Regions from separate parts of the Homo sapiens genome. Here region 2 is linked to region 1. A link is an interaction called in ENCODE POLR2A ChIA-PET data of the cell type or tissue named here. Cell type or tissue: GM12878. All regions are shown on one strand. Region 1 overlaps HYOU1 (hypoxia up-regulated 1). Region 2 overlaps TREH (trehalase).

Region 1 (2,500 bases):
GTGCTGTAGAGAGTTGAGGGCAGAGTGTGTGTCCACACATGGGGCACTGGAGATGAACAAGGTCCCCTGAGATGAAGGAAAGGTGCCATGTGGGGATGAGAGGCTCCTGTGCAGATGCGGGGACTCCATGTGTTCTTCACTTTTTTCCCTGCTCCCTTTTCTCAACAGATTTGACCGTACCCTGGGGGGCCTGGAGATGGAGCTCCGGCTTCGAGAACGCCTGGCTGGGCTTTTCAATGAGCAGCGCAAGGGTCAGAGAGCAAAGGATGTGCGGGAGAACCCGCGTGCCATGGCCAAGCTGCTGCGTGAGGCTAATCGGCTCAAAACCGTCCTCAGTGCCAACGCTGACCACATGGCACAGGTGCCCACAAGTGGCTGGTTGAGGCTATATTTTGTCCCACGTAGAGGGTGGGGGACCCTGCCACTGAACTGGGCTGCTCGTGCCTGGCATGGCCCATGCTCCTCCCGCTACCATCCTCCCAAAGACCTATTCTTTTTGTTTCTGTCCTACTCACCAAGAGAGCGGGAGCTGGGCAAGAACCCCCTGACAGTCCCCATCCTCTCCCAGATTGAAGGCCTGATGGATGATGTGGACTTCAAGGCAAAAGTGACTCGTGTGGAATTTGAGGAGTTGTGTGCAGACTTGTTTGAGCGGGTGCCTGGGCCTGTACAGCAGGCCCTCCAGAGTGCCGAAATGAGTCTGGTGAGCGAGTAGGGGAAGGCGGGAATGCCCCGTAGGAAAGGGCATAGGAAACCCATGGGACGTCAAGGGACGAGTCAGTGCTAACTGCATGCTGTTGCACCTGTCATTCTTACCCACTGCAGGATGAGATTGAGCAGGTGATCCTGGTGGGTGGGGCCACTCGGGTCCCCAGAGTTCAGGAGGTGCTGCTGAAGGCCGTGGGCAAGTGAGTGTGGGGGCTAGAGCGCTTGGCTGAGTTCTGCCTGGGGCAGGGCTTTGGGCTGAGCAGCTGGAGGGCTGAGGGGAGGGAAGTCCCGGTTGCATGCTCCAGGGTAGACCGTGCTGAGGCTTGGGGCTTTCCCAGGGAGGAGCTGGGGAAGAACATCAATGCAGATGAAGCAGCCGCCATGGGGGCAGTGTACCAGGCAGCTGCGCTCAGCAAAGCCTTTAAAGTGAAGCCATTTGTCGTCCGAGATGCAGTGGTCTACCCCATCCTGGTGAGTGAGCCTGACTGAGCAGGTGACAAGCTCCCTTTACCTCTCCCAAGTAGGGTTTCCCCTTCTGTCTGCTCTGGCTCATCCCTTTGTCTTTCTGCTAAGAGGTCTCCCCCATCCCACCCCCATCCTTACCCCAGAACCTACTCGGGTTCTCTAGTGTGCAACAGTGTGCCTCTGTCTGCCTGCTGTGTAGGTGGAGTTCACGAGGGAGGTGGAGGAGGAGCCTGGGATTCACAGCCTGAAGCACAATAAACGGGTACTCTTCTCTCGGATGGGGCCCTACCCTCAACGCAAAGTCATCACCTTTAACCGCTACAGCCATGATTTCAACTTCCACATCAACTACGGCGACCTGGGCTTCCTGGGGCCTGAAGATCTTCGGTGAGGGGCAGGGGTGTAGGATGGGAGCTCCAGGGAGGGGGAGGCGTGGCTGCTGGATAATCTGAGGACTGGGGGTGAGGGAGGATGTGGGCCTGCGGGGCTGAAACAGGGCAGCTATGATCAGCTTCGCTGGAGAATGCATCCGTCCTCTTGAGTGTGCCCTTGGGGAGTGCCCCTGACACCTTGTGCCAGGAGGCCATGTAGTCTAGAGGGCGAGATGGGCTGGGGTGGGTCCCCCTGAACTCCTCTTTCCTTCCCAACCAGGGTATTTGGCTCCCAGAATCTGACCACAGTGAAGCTAAAAGGGGTGGGTGACAGCTTCAAGAAGTATCCTGACTACGAGTCCAAGGGCATCAAGGCTCACTTCAACCTGGATGAGAGTGGCGTGCTCAGTCTAGACAGGGTGAGAGCTAAAGGATACCCTGTGTGCAGAGCAGGGGCTCAGGCCCTGCCAGCCATTTCCAAAGTGGGTTCCACATGGCATTAGGATAAGATAACCAAAAAAGGTTTAGGAATCAGAAAAATGTTGGCTCTGAACAGAGCTAACTGATGATCTGGTGCAGACCTCCTTATAGCCTATAAATGCTTATAGGCATTGTAAATTTCTTGGAACTATTGAATGGTTTGATATAGGCATTGTAAATTTCTTGGAACAATTGAATGGTTTGAAGAATCCACTCTTTTTTTTTTTTTTTTTTTTTTTTTTTTTTTTTTTTTGGAGAGGGTCTTGGCTCTGTTACTTAAGCTGGAATATAATGGCATGGTCATAGCGCATTCCAGCCTTGAACACTTGGGCTTAAATGATCCTCCCATCTCAGCCTCTTGAGTAGCTGGGACGATACGTATGTGCCACCATATCCTGCGAAATTTTTTTGTACTTTATTTATAGAGATAGGGTCTCACTATGTTGCCAGACTGGTCTCTAACTCCTGGGATCAAG
Region 2 (2,500 bases), 390 kb after region 1:
TTCTTGACCACAGAGGGGCTTAGTAGCTACTAGTGCCAGGCTGCCCACCTCTCCTCTTTGCCAGGCCTGAGTCCTACAGCAAAGATGTGGAGTTGGCTGACACCTTGCCAGAAGGTGAGCAGCAGGAGGGTGAGGGAGGGCTGGGGGCAGGGCAGCTGCACACCTGCTGTGTCAGGCTCTGGTCTCCTGTCAATGGCTGCCTATCCTGCAGCCGGGACTGGCTGGTTCCCTGCTCTGTCCTCACAGGAGACCGGGAGGCTCTGTGGGCTGAGCTCAAGGCTGGGGCTGAGTCTGGCTGGGACTTCTCTTCACGCTGGCTCATTGGAGGCCCAAACCCCAACTCGCTTAGCGGCATCCGAACAAGCAAACTGGTGCCTGTTGACCTGAATGCCTTCCTATGCCAAGCAGAGGAGCTGATGAGCAACTTCTATTCCAGGCTGGGTGAGCACCCCAGTAGGGAAGGGAAAGCAGGGAGCTTGGTTTCCTGCTCAGGCTTGGCAATAGAACTGGAAGTAGGACCCTTGTGTGACAGGCCTTCAGCAACTTAGCCTGTCGAGCCCCGCCCTAGTGGAAGCCTGCACTCACATTTGCGTACCAGACAAGAGAACAAACGGAGCCAACCCTAATCCTCTCTTCCTCCCTTTCTTACTGTGAGGGTCTCTAGGGTCTGTGAGGGGAACCCTAGTCCACGCATCCAAAATCCTTCCACTCCCTCTCCCTCAGACAGCTGCCCTTGACCCCCTAAGAGCTAGGGGAATCCACCCAGCCAGTACCCTTGGGAGGATAGACCCTGGAGACCCTGGGGACAGATCAGCTCCAGTGGTTCCCTGGGAGCAGTGCGGGGCCATAGGCCAGAAATGTGGTGGGCTCCAGATCGGCACATCCCCTTGGTCATCAGGGTGTCTCAGCCTTTGCAGAGAAACACAAAGCGGGGAGGCTAAAGTAGAACCACGAAAAAAGCCTGGGGCAGCAGGCAGGGCACTGGCTGCTGGCTCTAAAGGCAGCACTGCCCCAGGGAACGACTCCCAGGCCACGAAGTACAGAATCCTGCGGTCGCAGCGCTTGGCCGCCCTGAACACAGTCCTGTGGGATGAGCAGACCGGAGCCTGGTTCGATTACGACCTTGAGAAGAAGAAGAAAAACCGGGAGTTTTACCCATCCAACCTCACTCCACTCTGGGCCGGGTGTTTCTCTGACCCTGGCGTGGCGGACAAGGCTCTGAAATACCTGGAGGTGAGGGCACAGCAGGTGGCTCGGGTCCACTGCAGGCAGCACCGCCCCCTCCCGACCCTGAACAGGACCTGCAGGGGAGGGCGCTTCCTCCGGCTATGCCCCTTGTCCCAGCCTGCGGGTCCCACCAGAGCCACCGGGGGGCAGCTGTGAGCCGAGAAAAGAAGAGCCAGGAAGGGGACGTCTGGCTTCCCGCGGGGTCCAGCGTCCTGTCCTGGCTCCCAGTCCAGCCCCACCCACAGTCATGGGAATGTCTGGGACCTTCTAGGACAACCGGATCCTGACTTACCAGTATGGGATCCCGACCTCTCTCCAGAAGACAGGCCAGCAGTGGGATTTCCCCAATGCCTGGGCCCCCCTGCAGGACCTGGTCATCAGAGGTAGGGAGGCAGGGCTGACACAGCCAAGGACCCTTCCCAGGGTGTAGAGGTGGGCCTCCCTGGTGCTGGGGAGGCATGAACAAAAGACACAAGAGGCCCCGTATCCTTTCTCTCGCTCCTCTGCTCTCCTGGCCTCCACTTGACACTTATGTCCACCCAGCCTGTCCAGTGCAATCAGTCCTGTTCGCCCTTCAAACCAGGGCCGTCGATTAAGGGCAGTTTGGCCTGTGGTCTCAGGAAGGAAGTCTTAGGGCCCAGGCCTCTTTCCCTCCTTGGGGAGAGTAGGGTGCAGCCACTGCTCTGTCTGGGATGGGAGACCTGGAGGTTGAGTCCTGCCTGCAATGGGGTCTAGGCCTGGCCAAGGCACCTTTACGTCGGGCCCAGGAAGTGGCTTTCCAGCTGGCTCAGAATTGGATCCGAACCAATTTTGATGTCTACTCGCAGAAGTCAGCCATGTATGAGAAGGTGAGCTGGCCCAAGCCCTCCCTGCACCCCCAGGCTGTCCCAGTGGCCACTCCTGAGCACTGCAGGGGCTGCTGGGCAGGCAGAGCAGCTTCTCCCCAGGGGCTCTGGTTGTTTGTTGTTCCTGGAGCTGGGGGGCAGTACCTGACATACAGCCCACCCGCTTGTCCCCAGTATGACGTCAGCAACGGTGGACAGCCCGGTGGGGGAGGAGAATATGAAGTTCAGGTGAGCAGGCCAGGGGTGGGCTGGCCAACACCAGGGAACTCCTGAACTCTGCTGCTCATGACCCCCGCCCCAGGCCTCAGTGTGCTCACCTGCATGTGGGCCCGGGGGAGGAGCTGACTGGTGCTTCCTGTACCGCTGGGGTTAGGCAGGGCCAGTGCCCCTGGGGAGAGAGCCCACAGCCCCCACCAAGGGTATGAGGC

Evidence for each region. ChIA-PET counts read pairs that join two places held together with the same protein. Peaks named below come from ENCODE experiments on the same cell type or tissue, not always from the same donor. Only the 100,000 strongest peaks of a DNase experiment are listed, where the experiment ranks them.
Region 2: POLR2A ChIA-PET joins it to region 1 with 8 read pairs; 2 of 35 experiments call an interaction of 5 or more read pairs at or near these places.

The regions. Positions count from the first base shown.
Region 1 is chr11:119,050,498-119,052,997 of GRCh38, reverse strand. HYOU1 (hypoxia up-regulated 1) reads left to right here. Exons shown (of 26, transcript NM_006389.5): 9 at 169-361; 10 at 569-703; 11 at 826-908; 12 at 1,047-1,179; 13 at 1,373-1,560; 14 at 1,825-1,963. Among named protein-coding and RNA genes, the nearest start is that of HYOU1, 5.5 kb to the left of the region's middle. RefSeq lists an enhancer at 820-1,249. In GM12878, no CTCF peak of the experiment used is centred here; a DNase peak (open chromatin) is centred at 997; H3K4me3 peaks cover 1,720 bases; H3K27ac peaks cover 1,789 bases.
Region 2 is chr11:118,658,480-118,660,979 of GRCh38, reverse strand. TREH (trehalase) reads left to right here. Exons shown (of 15, transcript NM_007180.3): 9 at 65-114; 10 at 247-441; 11 at 1,016-1,233; 12 at 1,499-1,610; 13 at 1,963-2,075; 14 at 2,247-2,300. Among named protein-coding and RNA genes, the nearest start is that of MIR6716, 16 kb to the right of the region's middle. RefSeq lists enhancers at 1,449-1,998, 2,046-2,340, 1,999-2,500. In GM12878, a CTCF peak has its summit at 1,339 (motif pointing right); a DNase peak (open chromatin) is centred at 1,299.